3 separate regions of the Homo sapiens genome follow, and all the other regions are linked to region 3. Evidence: read pairs that join two places in POLR2A ChIA-PET (ENCODE). Cell type or tissue: GM12878. All regions are shown on one strand. Region 1 overlaps EBF1 (EBF transcription factor 1). Region 2 overlaps EBF1 (EBF transcription factor 1). Region 3 overlaps EBF1 (EBF transcription factor 1).

Evidence for each region. ChIA-PET counts read pairs that join two places held together with the same protein. Peaks named below come from ENCODE experiments on the same cell type or tissue, not always from the same donor. Only the 100,000 strongest peaks of a DNase experiment are listed, where the experiment ranks them.
Region 1: POLR2A ChIA-PET joins it to region 3 with 5 read pairs; 2 of 35 experiments call an interaction of 5 or more read pairs at or near these places.
Region 2: POLR2A ChIA-PET joins it to region 3 with 5 read pairs; 4 of 35 experiments call an interaction of 5 or more read pairs at or near these places.

The regions. Positions count from the first base shown.
Region 1 is chr5:159,054,714-159,059,713 of GRCh38, reverse strand. The region is part of intron 6 of EBF1 (EBF transcription factor 1); the gene reads left to right. Among named protein-coding and RNA genes, the nearest start is that of EBF1, 43 kb to the left of the region's middle. RefSeq lists an enhancer at 1-602. In GM12878, no CTCF peak of the experiment used is centred here; no DNase peak of the experiment used is centred here.
Region 2 is chr5:158,992,283-158,997,282 of GRCh38, reverse strand. All of the region lies in intron 6 of EBF1 (EBF transcription factor 1), which reads left to right. Among named protein-coding and RNA genes, the nearest start is that of EBF1, 110 kb to the left of the region's middle. In GM12878, no CTCF peak of the experiment used is centred here; no DNase peak of the experiment used is centred here.
Region 3 is chr5:158,908,514-158,913,513 of GRCh38, reverse strand. The region is part of intron 6 of EBF1 (EBF transcription factor 1); the gene reads left to right. Among named protein-coding and RNA genes, the nearest start is that of EBF1, 190 kb to the left of the region's middle. In GM12878, no CTCF peak of the experiment used is centred here; a DNase peak (open chromatin) is centred at 2,179; H3K4me3 peaks cover 572 bases; H3K27ac peaks cover 2,351 bases.

The sequences.
Region 1 (5,000 bases), 150 kb before region 3:
GTTTTCCTCTTTAAAGCAAACATCTATACAAGTAATTGTATAAACTGCCTTTTAAATAATATCTTTTAGAAGATTCCATCGTTTAATTCCTTAATTCCTATAATTAGCCATGGTTTGATTAATGTTTCAAAGGGTTAAATTAAAATGCAGAATTACTCAAATGCATACTGGAATAATTTCTTATATACAGCAGAGTTAGCGTTGTGGTGTTCTTCCTGAGAATTCTCAGACAGTATGTCTTAACAGCAGTCATTTTCTTTATTTAGAGTGCTGTTTAGTTTACTAATAGTGATTCTTTCAAAATCACTGTGCACTCAACATTACTCGTGAAATGTTAGTTTTTTTTTTTTCATCAAATTGTTGATAGACAGTGGCTTAAAAATGTTTCTGCAACATTGATAATGACATACCCAAAATAATCAGGGCAGAATTAGGTCCAATTCCTTGATCTATCCTGGAAGTTTGGTATAATGAATTTCAGGAAACTCTGTTATATTATATGTCTGTTTCTCTTCTTACCAGCTCTTTTATTTCTGTCTGCTGCTCAGGGTAGATTGCCTGGAAATTTGTCAGCTTTCCAGACATGGTTTTAGCCAGCTTTGGTTTGTATCTACGGACACCCGTTGGGCTACAGTTGCCACCTACATATTGTAGAAATTAGGAGTAAGTTGTTTGAGGAGGCCTGATTGAAATGGTGGCTACATGGCAGAAGTGGCCATGTCCCTGGAATGTCTGTCAAGGATTTGGGGGTTATGAGAACATGCTACTCATATAAACCAGGTCCATAGCCCCTCTGACTGTTCAGAAAAGAATTCTAGCTCAGTCCTTTTCTTGGAACTGTTTGGAGGGTGTTTGACATGAATGGCCTTATGGAATCTGTTGGTAGTGGGAATTCAAAACAAGGGTATGAATTACGAATTCAAGCACTAAGATACGTGAAAATTAAACAGAAGGGAAGTGGCTGCAGCTGAATATTACTAAGAAATTAGCCCAAACTCTACAGATCCTTCTTCCACTAGGTTGGATTAGTTTGATCTGTTGTTCATATTCTCTGGGAAAACCAAATGAGGCAGTTCCTTTGGGTTTCCGGAAAGATCTCAGGTCTATTGGAACTGGAGTTTGAAGGTGGCTTTTCCTTTTCTTTCAGTTATAAATGATTCCTGGGGACTCCCACACACAACTTTGTCATTGTGGAAATGTGAAAGGGTATCTCCAGATTTTCTAGCAGACAGCTTCATTTGTCTGGTTGCAAGGTAGGGCTGGGGGTGGACTGGACAATTCCCCAGGGTCCCCTTCAGCTGAGAACTTCCCTGGACCTACCAGTGACTTTTTCACGTCCTACAGCTTATTAAGCTAGCTCTGTGCTTCTGCTGATGGTCCTAAAGCAAAGTGAGAGCTTTCAGGAATGAAATACAGGATCTTTATTCATTAACAAAACATTTTCTTACTCATTCTCCCTCCTACATCCCCCTCCTCCAGGTTTAGATATTCTTTTTAGTTTGGACAAGTCTGTAAGCTCCAATAGAAAAGCCTCCTTGAGGTCTGATTAAACGGCTGGGTTTAAAAACAATAAAGACTATCTGCAGAGCTCATGAGAATGCAGGAAAGGTTTTCCCACCCAATTCTGGCTGATGCTTGGAATTCCACTGTCAGAATCTCATCCCTTTAGCTAAGAACCTTCAATGTATACCAAGACATACAAAACTTAGGGAAGGCTAGCACTTTAATTCTATCATTCACATACCTCTTCGAGGGAATGACATAAAGATCTCACATGGGTTCAGCTCTTTTTAGTTTTCATGACAACACAGTGAGGTAAGCAGGATTTTTTTGTATCATTTCACAAATATGGAGAATGAATAGCTTAAGAACGCTAATACATAGCCTAGCTAGATCCCAAAGGCAGGTTTTCCAAAAAATCTAGATTCCTGTAGGAAGAGACCACGATTCCATTTAAGCTGAGTGGACTCTCAGAGATTACAGTTCAGCCCCTTCATTTTAAAGATGAGAAAGCTGAGGCCAAGAGAAGCACAGCAATGTTGCCCAAAGACCTAATTAGTCTCAGAGCCAGGACCATAAGCCAAGTCCCTGGCTCTGGTTCCAGTGGCTTTTCTACTACTACTCTGGGCCATCTGGGTCCTGCTCTGCTCTCCATTTCACCTTGTGTGCAATCAGCCTTAGGGAAGGGTACAACGTGTCTTTTCTGGGTTTGGGTCCAAGGAAGCCCCTAAGTCCTGTATCTCTAACAAGGCCTAGCATTGTGCACGGAGCACAAGTTAAATTGTTTCTCAGAAATTATAACAGTCCGTCAGGCGCGGTGGCTCATGCTTAGTAATCCCAGCACTTTTGGAGGCTGAGGCAGGTGGATCACCTGAGATTAGGAGTTCGAGACCAGCCTGGCCAAAATGGCAAAACCTCGTCTCTACTAAAAATACAAAAATGAGCTTGGTATGATGGCACATGCCTGTAATCTCAGCTACTCAGGAGGCTGAGGCAGGAGAATCACTTGAACCCAGGAGGCGGAGGTTGCAGTGAGCCAAGATGGTGCCATTGCACTTCAGCCTGGGTGACAGAGTGAGACTCCATCTCAAAAAAAAAAAAAAAAAAAAGAAAAGAAAAGAAAAGAAAGAAATTATAACAGTCACAGGGAGGAGGAAGCTACAGAATATCCCATCATAAAATATTACTTTATTTTTAAAAGCCCACATATTTCATTTATTTGCAACTGTGCTTGTTCATACTATGTCATATAACACCGTGCGACAAATTGCAATTTTTGTTTTTGTTTGCCAGAGGTATTTCATCAATAGTCATCTTTCAGTAGGAATTTTACAAAAGGTCTTTCTATTCCAGATGTCTTACCATGAGCAGTTGTCTCTGACTATTATCTTTCTCTGGAAGGTACTGACATACATAAATATTGACGTTGGCAATTTTCAAAGTAAGTCTTAATAAAATTTTTCTTTTATTTAAACCTAAACAAATTGAAAGTACCCTTTCCAAAAATAATAATAAAGGAAGTGAGGCATTGTTGCAGAATATAATTCTGAAAAAATTGTAGTGAAAGGGGAAAAAAGTACACTGTATTTCTTCCTACTCAAACCACTTTTGTGTACAGTTTTGCCTAAGCCCGAAGAGGTTTGTCACACATTTGGAATTGCCAAGGAAGGGCAGAAGTCATGGGTATGGTGCTGAGAGAAATTATTAGCCCCTGGCATAGTCTCATGCTGAACTGCAGGAGAATGATTCCAGAAGGCAAAGGGGCATTCATTCGCCTGGTAAGCTAGAGGGAGAGGTGGGGAGTTGGCAGCTTCTGTACTGTTTCAGAGTATGGGGCAAAGGAGGAAGTGACAATTATTTCACCTCTGAATTATTTGACTATCTGGTCTGGCTGAAAAGATTGTGCTGATTTGGAAAAATTTAATTTTTTCCGTCTCCACAGAAATATATGACTGAATGTAGTCAACCAACTAAATCTTTCTTCCCAGTATCAATCCACTAAAATTAATTTTAAAAGGTGGAATTTTGAATTTATGTATACTCTTTTCTTCTCTTTTTCTCTTCCCAAATTGTCATAAATCATTCAACAGGCTGGATTCCTTTCTGCTCCCAAATAGTTTGATACCAGAAGCCAGAAAGGATAATCATGCTAAACCTATTAAAAAATGGTTTCATGTAGGGTTAGTCTCTCCTTTAGAAACCATTGTTTACATTCACAGAGGTGGTGAGGACAAGCAGCTGTTGAGTTCATTGACCTCAGACAGGAGAAACAAAGGACCCAGCATGTTAATTTATTCAATAAATGTTCGTGAAGCATCTACTATATAAAATAAGTTGTACCCCCAATCCCAGATTGGGGACTGCCCCAGAAGCACTTTGTGGTCCTCCCAGGGCACTCACCTATTAAGGAAATTGGATTTGGTGTAGAATCTCTTTCTCTTTTCCAAATCACCACCAAATCCATTGCCATTCATCTTTCTCCTGCCATTACCTGGCCATTCCCAGGGTAAGGTCCCACCTCCAAAAAGAGATTTAAAGTAATTCACTACTCATCAGATTTAGTGTAGGTTAATTCCCTACTATGCTAATAATTTTCATCTTCAAGGTACTAATAGTTCTAATATGAACCCAAATTTGTGCATATTCTTCTGTTAAGGAGAAAGCATGCTTTGGTTCTGTTAAAGGCTCGACACATTAAATTGCTCATTCTGATATGGGACTTCTCATTCATTATGAAATGAGAAGGAACCTCATGTAGAATGCTGAACTGGGACACAGGAGACCTGGTTTTGAGTACTGCCCCTGCTGTTATTTAGATATGTGAGCCTCTGTGTCTGTGTGTCTCTTAACTTCTCTGGATTTCAGCTTTCTTATTTATAGAACGAGAGAAGTAAACACTTAGGATCTTTAAGGTTACCTCTCTCAATGACTTTAATCCTCTCTACCCTTATAAATCTGGTTACCTCTCATATCTGACATTGGACAGTACCTATTATTAAACATGTGCTTAAGTAGCATGTACTATAAGGTAAATAGCAACCTCACAGAGGTCAGAACTGAATAACCAACAATATTCTCAATCAACTTTCAGTTCTTCTTCCTTACCTCATCCAAGGGATCAGCCAGGTAATAAGAAGATAAGGCAGCAGGTACAGCCCATGTCTATTGCTAAAATCTACCTTAAGGCAGGAAGCTAGTGGGTGAGATCTTTAGATGATGCACCTTACAAGGCTAATTGAGTTGTTATATTTAAATTTATTGGTAGCATAACTTGGGCAAGATGGGGAAGGGATCTAGTAAAAAGAAAATTGTAGGCTTGTAAAATGTGAGGCACGTGGACCAACACATTTGTCTCTGTGAGATAGTAACCCCAAAAGGTTGTGGGCAGAGGTTGCCTGTGCAACATCCTCAAGTTGTCTCTTAATCTGGTTGAGACTTGTCTTCCAGATGAAGCAGCCTAATGTTGATATACAGAGAATCTACACTAAGTTGCACATAGT
Region 2 (5,000 bases), 84 kb before region 3:
CCCAGTCTGGCTCTCCTCAGGGAGTGAGAGACCCCTGGGGCCACCTGGAAACTGCCCACTCTTGTAAGATGTTGCTCAGCGTTCTTGGGACCCAGGAATTCACTGCTCCAAAGGCCCTGAGTTCACTTTCAAGGCTTGGTTCTGCAGGGTGTACTCATGTGTGCACCCTGAGTCTTGAGGAGTAGACAAAGGGCTTTTGTGGAGGATGAGGAGGGAGATTGGATGTGAGCACTGCTGTGTTCATACGTGTGCTGTGTTCTGATCCTTGAGATTTGGATCAGAGCCAGAGGTGGAAAGAGAAGAGGATGGGGTGTAGTTGGGGCTGGCCTCCCTATGCCACTGACTACTTGAGAGGAACATTGAAGAACTGAAAATTCTACAATCGAAGTTGGCTTTCCAGGTTGTTATAAAGAAGTATTTGTCAAGACAGGAGGTATAACATATTTCATTTAAAAGTTTGCTAGCTTGTTTTATAGCTTTTAAATATTTAGACACGTAAGATGTGAGCCTTCTTTTATTAGGAATGGGCTTGAGTATCATAATTCCTTGCATTTGTTGTCTTTAAACTAGAAACTCAGTAATAAATGGTAGAAGTGTCCAGTTCCTGTAAGGCTGCTTAAGTGGATTTTTACTAAATATTAAGTGTTTTCAAGAAATTGTGTTAAGATTCGCCTCACTTTCCACCAATACTACATGTCTTTGGCCTCCCCACAACCTTAGAAATGTACACCCAGAACTGAATTAAGTAATTTAGAATAAGCTCACATTTTAAAGTTACTTTCAGAAACCAAATTTGAAGAAAGTGAAACAATATCCTTTGCCCCTTACTTCTGGGTAAAAGACAGAAATCACAACTGTCCAAATCTAGACAACAATCTTTATGGTTAACTTATAAAGTGAGAGTTAGTTAAAAATTTCATAAAAATTAGAGAAAATTGTAGCAAAGCCATCACTAATTTACCCAGGAAGTATATTAAGACATTACATGCTTACAAGTTATTTATAAAGTCCCGGACATGTTTGTTGATCTGGTTAAAACAACACTAAGTACTTCCAGAAAAATTCCTTTCTAGATAAAAAGATCTGATAAATCAGCATGATCATCAGATTTCTCTAATAAAAGAAAGGGTGTTGGAAAGAGTGAATTCCAGATAAGTCCTGTGTAATGCTCCTGAAAGCCATGAGGTCACCAGTAAATTAAAGTTGGATTTGGGGCCCAGAATCTGTTATAGCTGTTTGTATTCTCCTAGGCTGGAGGCCAGACAGCTAGAAACAGGGCCGAGATCCTCAGGGAGTCTAAGTCCTCTTCATGCAGCACTTGACACCGTTATTGCACCTCTGGAATCTAGTAGGTTTCACTAATATGTTTTGGGGGGCTCTGCACGTCATGTGATAAAATTGCATTGCGAGTCTGTGACCGAAGATGAGATCATCTTTCTTAGCTCATCGTTTCAGGCAAGGGCCACCCTCCCCATAGGTGGAGTAGCACAGAGTGCACTGTGATATGAAGAAAGAAGGAACTGAGATTTTTATCATGCAGTGATCCTGTGCCAGGCAGGGTGCTGGGTTCTTTCTTAAATCATCCAGTTAATCCTTACAATGACCCTGTAAGAAGGTCGGAGAGGGTAAGGCATATATCCAAGCTCACAGAGCTTAACAAATGGCAGATCCTGGAGTCATTCTGCTCTCCACAGGATGCCCTGTTCGGGGCTTTTTCCTCAACACCACACTGAGGGGTGTCAAGAGCCTCTCTTGCACTGGAAGATTATTTAGCTTTTTAGACTCAGGACTCAGAAGAGCCTTGGAGATTATATAGTCACCGAATCCTGACACCTGTGCATTTGCTGCTGAATTCACAGCAGTTCTAAGCCAAGCATATGAGCGTCCCCCTAGCATTGATCTGCTACTGTGCCTAAAAGTTTCCCCTGCAGTGACTATTCCACATGAAACCATTGTGCCTTGTTAAATAAAATATGACTGTATCATGAAGACACCACCAATACTTAGGTTCAGGTGATTTTATGCCACTAGTAAGAATCCAAGGACAATGTGTTATTGGGGAGAAGTAGAAAAAGGAAAATCTGGGGTAGCACCTGGCATGCTCTTTCTCCAATTTTCTACTACTTACTCCTATTCCCCAAATTCTCCCATCAAGGAGGAAATGAACTCTGAGACAGAAGATGAGTTTTCCTCAAAGCTTGACCAGGATATAAGTGGATGCCTTATTGGGCAAAGCAGAGGGTAACCAATTAGAAGGCCCTGGCTTCTCTTGATTGATAGCTGAGAACTCGTCAGAGGGATCAGTGCTTTCTCTGTGTATTGCTGGAGTCTGAAAGTGTGACTCTCATGTCACTGATTCATTTCTGAAGTGTTAAATTCAGAATAAATTTTTGATAATCAAAATGAACTTAGAGAACTTTGTTGTTTGGCATTGTCAAGAGTGAAGAATTCTTGCCTAATGCAAAAAGTCATCCATGAATTTTCTGCCATATTAGTTTGAGCAAAACTGTGTTTTTTGCCCTACTGGATCTCTTAATGTAATGACATGTTTGGGATTTTGAGGTTGAAATGAATTTCTGATAAAATAACCATTCCAATGATAAAATGTAAAATGGTAATGCAAGATCAGTCACTCTCGTTATGAGACTTCTGGCTCATATGATTATAAGTGTTAAAGCCAGGCAAAATCTTAGGCGTAGAGTTCCAAGAAATATTATACTTTACTCAAAAGGCGTGCAAGGGATGTTCCAGAGTTGTCATTAGTAGATTATGATGTCAGGTGACAGCTCCGCAGGTTGTGTCACTCTTGCTTATGTTGTGTTTTCACAGCTCCCTTTAACAAGACACATTTAGACTTAGTGGATTTTGTAAGTTGAAAGGCCCCTTGACTCTAAGATCAAGAGTTAAAAGAGGCTGAGGTTGGCTTGCTTGCTGGGTTTGGGCAAAGCCACTGTACACAGTACCCAAATAATATCTGGAATCAGATCGCTCATTGTACTTATAGAAAATTAGAGTGTTCTTTGGTCTATTCATATTGTTGGAGTTTCCCCTTTGTCTTTCCTGGGTGGGGAAGTTAAAGAGGAATCTCACAGTTATTTAAGTTGGTGGGATAGAGATGTAGCTCATGTTGTTCTCCTTCTGAGACGCACCCACCTGCAGGAAGGGGAATGATTAACCCACCACATGAGGGGGTTTGGCTGAGGTGCAGGAACCAGCATAGAATGAGATAGGAGAACCCAAGTAACTCACCCATCTTCCCACCTGCTGTGATGATAACTGGGGTCATTTATCCACAATGCTTAAAGTGACGGAGACAACCATAGGCATTTGCAAATTCCTTGTCTGCCTGCCTATTTACCTAGGACAGACTTACATTTTGACTTGCCCTTTCCTCCCCAGTTGGACTGGAATTTGAGATGTTCCATCAGTCTGTTTAATCCTTTAGGTCTGACCATGATCTGAGATGAAGTTTGTTCCTTGGTTTTGCTTTTGCTGGTTTGTGATCTTGGTTCTCGACTTAGACTTGGAAGGCTGGACAGAGTCAGAGAGATTGGCAGTGATAATCTTTACACGTGCTTTCTCCTTATGTCATTTTACATTTGGAGCAATCCCTTGAACTCATAGGATGAGTATTGTTAGTTCCATTTTACAGACAAGAAAAGAAGGCTCAGAGTAGTGAAATGACTTGCCCTTTGAGTAGTTGATGTCTAACTCCAAATATTTATTCCACTATTTTCTCTACTAATCATGGTATTTCTCATCACCATTGCTATGCCTGTGAGTAGAATTTTTATCCCTGTTTTCAGAGGGAAAACACTAGGATTTTAAGAAACTTTTCCCCCTTGATAATCCATCGATTCAGTAGTTGTGCCAGATACCAACCAGAGACCTCTTTGTAGGTCACACTCAATCCCTAACAAGTCTAAAAGAAACAGGGCCAGGCATGGTGGCTCATGCCTGTAATCCTAGCACTTTGGGAGGCTGAGGTGGGTGGATTGCCTGAGCTCAGGAATTTGAGACCAGCCTGGGCAACACAGTGAAACCCCATCTCTACTAAAATACAAAAAAATTAGCTGGGTGTAGCAGCGTGCACCTGTAATCCCGGCTACTTGGAAGGCTAAGGCAGGAGAATCGCTTGAGCCCAGGAGGCGGAGGTGAAACCCCATCTCTACTAAAATACAAAAAAATTAGCTGGGTGTAGCAGCGTGCACCTGTAATCCCGGCTACTTGGAAGGCTAAGGCAGGAGAATCGCTTGAGCCCAGGAGGCGGAGGTTGCAGTGAGCCGAGATTGCTCCATTGCACTCTAGCCTGGGCAACAGAGCAAGACTCCGTCTCAAAAAAAAAAAAAAAAAAAAAAAAAAAAAGAAAGAAACAGCAGGGCTCTTAATATACCCCTTAGTGGAGATAAATCCTATAAAATTACACTTCAGCAGCAAAATAGACAAGCACAGTAATTTTGGTGTGAAATGTGCAAAGTCTTATTTACAGAACATCTCATGATGCTGTTCCCAGATGTCTTTTTAAAGAAATTTTTAGTTACATGCAAAGGAACTGAAAACCAGGAATATAATTGGTAAGAAACGTAAATCTGTCCAAAAAAAACAATTGCAACAACTTGATGAGATATATATTTTCTCAGCATCAGCATAAAAGAAAGAACATTCTGATCCAGAAATGGTATGTAAGTAAATAAACTTTAATTGGTTTGACAATGCCCCTTTTCCTGGCAGTGCCAAGAATCCTAGCATTATAATTACACAGTTCTGGGCAGACATGTGGTTTCCATTAAGAAAGACTTGTGATTGACTGAGTTCATGAGGCATGTCAGAAAAAACACATCAATGTCTTTATAAGAAGGGAAGAGAAATGGATCTAAATGTATTTATAACTTCACAAGATACACATTCATAGTTTCAAAAGGGCATACATTTCTTTAATTCTGATGAAAAAAAAAAATCATTAGGGAAAGCCATTGAGAGCATTTTGGCCTCCACTGCTA
Region 3 (5,000 bases):
AGCCATTTCTGCTGGAATCACTAGGATCGAGAAAGCAGACCACCAAAGGCTATTTCTGAAAACACTGATGGAAAATTCTCAGAAATCATTCAAGCCCACTGACGTGTGTTAAGTCAAGTGAAATGTCCCCCTGTGGAACGTCTTTTCCTCCACTTAGTTCAGCTTTAGAACCATGAAGCCCTGGTCTTAATCCTATTTCTGATGTGAGTTAATTTTCAATGCAAGTTTTAAAAAATTTAATTTCACTGATTACTTTGACATGCAATAGTAAAGTAATATAAAAGAATGCCACAAATGATTAAAGTAAAACTTAACAACATACGCATTTTAAAAATCCCAGAACTCTATTTTTGTTATGGGAAATATTAAGTTGCATAATGTGACCCAGCGGTACAGGATAATTGCTTAAGAAGCTGTATTGTACAGATATTTTGTATATTATATCCTCATGTGCAGTATTTCTGGTGATGAATTCCTCTGCAGAAAAAGGCCCTCTTGAATGGATGTTGATTATATCAGAATGTGCACCAAAAGTGATGCCAGGAATAGAAGGTGGTCCTGGATAGGCAGGCATCCTCTGGAAATGTTGAGGACAATATCTCAGGAATTGCCTTTGCGGTCAGCATCTATACTACCTGCAAGAATAACTACTAGAACCTTTTTCATGTGCTACATCTTTTTTTTTCTTGAGGCTGATAGAGAGTAGGAAGGACAGGAATACAAGTGATGTATAAAACATGGCACAGAGCTAATGAGGTGGAATTAGGCATAGTGGAGGGAACTAACCTCTCTGAGCCCCATTTATTATATCTGCAAAGTGGAGCTAACATTTGCCCTATCTTCTTCATGGAGTTGTTGTGAAGATCCTCTGAGACCCATCTGTTTTCCAAATTCTCCTGTTCGTCAGAATCGCCTGAGAGTAGTTAAAATACACATCTCCAGGCCCTTGTACCAAGGGATTCTAGTTCAGTAGGCCTGGGGTGAGGCTTGAGAATCTGTATTCTTAAATATTCTCAGGTGATTTTTATGATCCAGCAAATTTAGAAGGGACGGGTACACCGTATGTTAAGTGCTCTCCAAGATACAGTACTCTTAGGAATTAAGAGGCTTGCACAAGAAGTAATTAGAAAGTAGTTCAAGACTGCACCTATGCATATCACTCCATTTTAAATTGGGCAAAGCTCTGGATTATAGGAATTCTAAGCATCCACTACATTCTGGAACTTGAACTTTGGTGGGTAAGTCCCTGGGATCCGTAGGTGAAACTAATGGCTATGTGAAATTTGCAATGTTTGTGCAGAAATGGGAATCTTTGTGTCCACCAGGAGGATCCATGAGGAAGGGCCCTTACTCTCCTAAGACATGTGCAGCCCACACTACTTAGATGAGCCCTGAGTCAATAGCAGGTGCTTATCAACCAAATATCTAGGTCATTCTGTGAATGTTCTTTATAGTTAAATAGACTCTGGAGGTGAAACTGTCATTACTCACCCACTAAAGAAATGAACTTGGAGAAATGGAAGAGAGAGCAGTTTCTTGTCTGTGAAAGCACATGGAAATGGTGATAGAGATCAGGTATGGCTGTATTTATGAATCATTATTGATGCAGAACCACTTCATACCATGTCAGAGAAGAATAAATTGGATAACAATGGGATGACAGCATCATCTAATCTAATGTTAGTGTGACTTAATAGTTACATTTTAGCTGCCAAGTAGGGCATGTGGAGTGGGTGCTGAGATTCTCAGCTCACAGTGGTTCTAGCCAAGGATCATAACAGGAGTGGTGGGTATACTCTCCTACTCAAGGAATCCCATTCCAGGGCAAGGTGAAATGGGGTGAGTAAGGCTTTTAAGAGATGATGATTATTATGTTATGATTTGTTCCTACTGTATGCTGTCGTAGCAGAAAATGCCCTGTTGTCTGTTTGCAGTGGTAATGGATTATAGCTTGGCTTTAGATGAGATGGAAAAGAAAAATGGGTCTTCATTTCTTCCCCTCTCCACCCTGAGGATGATAGATGATTAAAAACAAAACAAAACTAAAAAAAAACCCCTCTATCCTCATGAGACATTTTTTGTTAATTGTCTCTTTGTAGCTAGTGTAGCTAGCTGTAACCAGCCAGGCTGGTTAGTGATAGAAGTAAACAGTCATGTCTCTGACCTCTGAGGGCTGACAGCTGTAGTTAGTGATACTGAGTTAGTCATAAAGCTCACAGAGGTAAATGAGCAAGCCTTGAATGTTGAAAGAGTACGCTGAAGAAGGTCTAAGCATTTTGTACAAAATGGGTGTTACATTTAGTTTTAGTATTCAGCGATTTCATGAAAGGAAGGAGATTTGCAGAGGTTCCCTGTTCAGATAGGCGACTCGTTGAGGGAAGTTTTCTAGTAGCTGCTGCAATTTCAGAAGTGTGTTCCATGACTGAAGAGATAGAAAGGAGACTATGGTACATGGGGAAGGAAATTCTCTCTGCTGGGCTCTCGGTACTCTCCCCTGACTGCCTTGCTCCCCTGCAAGGCATACACACACTGCTTTAAAATATAGGGGATTTATTTTTCTTGTGAATGTGAAACACTGAATCAGCAGGTGCTAATTGGAAATAGAGTTTTGTGGACTACTCAAGGACAGCAGTGTTTCCCTTTGGGGCCACAAACTGGACTTTATAATTTCCTATTGAATCACTGCAACAGGCTTCAGCCAGCCTTTGTTTAAGGGGTGTCCTAATACTTTCCAAGATCCTGCACCAATTATTGTGTACATCTGGAGAAGACAGGGCTCACAATCTCCAGGTTTTTCCATAAACCATAAAACCTATTTGTTCTGAGAAATACTTAAAGATTGGGGAAAAAATTACTAGGTATTTCTGAGATTAGTCTGAGGGCATACATCAATTAATTTTTTATTGAGCAAAGAAAATCACATCTACATAAAATATGTAGTTTAAAAAAATCATCTTTGCTACAGAGATTCAACATACTGGTTCTTTAGTATAGGATCTAATTTCACCAAAGTAATTGAATCTCACAGTTCTCTGAAACATTTTCAAAGATAGAGGTGTGTTTAGGATTTAATGGTGACCCACCTTCTTCAGCATATCCATATGCTGGTTTACTTCCACGAATTTCTAAGTACCATTAATGGAAATTGAATGTGCCTTTCTCTAAGGGAAATATTAACAGAAAGTTATGCTTTTGTGAGAAGGGCATTTTAATAATTTGATTCTGGTACCATCTTTTTCATCCTTGGAAGAACCACAGCTTGGTGGGTGGCCACCCTGTTTCTGATAGGAACAGTGAGTTTCCATTTTACAGATTGGGACACTGAGGACCAGAGGACAAATAAATCATTTTTGGCTAGCATTGGAGTCAGTAACAAAAATGTCAGACAAATTCCATAGCTCAATGAGGATGACAATGTCTCTTCATTTCAAATGTATGCAGTTGGGAAATTAGGAAATAATACATCTGATTGTATTAAAAATGCTAAAATCTGCTCTTCTAGTTCCAGCTCTGTTCTTTCCCCTGCATTTTTTTTTTTTTTTTTTTTTTTTTTTTTTATAGACAGAGTCTCGTTCTGTCACCAGGCTGGAGTGCAGTGGTGCAATCTCGGCTCACTGCAACCTCTGCTTCCCTGGTTCAACCTCTGCCTCCCTGGTTCGAGTGATTCTCCTGCCTCAGCCTCCTGAATAGCTGGGATTAAAGGCCTGTGCCACCACGTCCAGCTAATTTTTGTATGTTTAGTAGAGACAGGGTTTTACTATGTTGGCCAGGATGGTCTCGATCTCCTGACCTTGTGATCCTCCCGCCTCGGCCTCCCAAAGTGCTGGGATTACAGGTGTCAGCCACCGCACCCGGCCTCCCCTCCTTCTTGACCTGATCTGTAACTGTAAGAACTCTCATAATGGCCAGTGCCCCTGTCTTGGAGAGTGTTCTGTTAGAAGAGGGGTAAATTCTTCCTGAGCCAACCAATGATCAGTCATGCCTGGCAGCATGAGTTTTGATTCCCCTTAATTAAGTATGTATAACTTCAAATGATCCTAATGGTGACACAATTATCTGGTCCTCTTTAATATGCGACCAGGGTTCTTGGTCCTCTAGTTAACATGGGTTATTTTTAAACATAAGCCCTTATTGTTTGGCATTTGTTTCTGTGTCTTCTAAACCAAACCAAACCAAACCAGCCAAACAGAACCCCTCTCCAAAAAACCCCCACCAAAATCCAAACAGACAAACCAACAAAAACCACCAGCACCACCATCCTAACCTGAGTATATGTTGCCGTTCCACCAGAGAAGGAATGCAAACACTCAGTGCAGTTTGTAACACCTTCGTGCATTTCACATCTCACATTTCTGTTCTTTCTTTCTTTTTCTTTCTGTTTTCTTTTTTTTTTTTCTGCTGCCCATGAGTTTCATTTTCCCATGTGCCGTTATATTAATGTTTTTCCCTGCTGGCTTCCCAGCCCGGGGGTCACAGCTTGTGTTTCACAACACAAGACACCCAACCATAAATCTCCTTTAAATAATACAGACGGCAGGAGGGGCACTGTTGAGAGCCAGTCGGTCTGAACAAAGTGGCATTGATGCATGGCAAGCGGAGCAGCTTGACCACAGCCCGGCTGGACAGGTAGAGTGTGGAGCAGCCTTTATTCAAGGGGAGGAAGGCATGTGCTCTGCATGGCTCCAAAGAGCCAACCCGTCCTGGTTCTCAGTATGAGTTGGCTGCCAATCACCGAGGTTTCCAGAGAATAATCACGCCACCTCTTCCTGGCTCCAGTTGGAACACCCAATTAACATAATTTGTGTTTGGAGGTGCAAACGCATCTCCTCCATTATAAATCTACATTTCTTGAGGCCTCTTGGCCATATTTAAAATGAGGTTGGGAACTGTCAGGGTGGAAGTAACAATACACACTTGATCAGAATACATGATGCATTGTGACGAGGCTGTTTCCTTATTCTAAAACCTAGAGTGGTTAATTTAAGGGGCCTGGAAAAAAA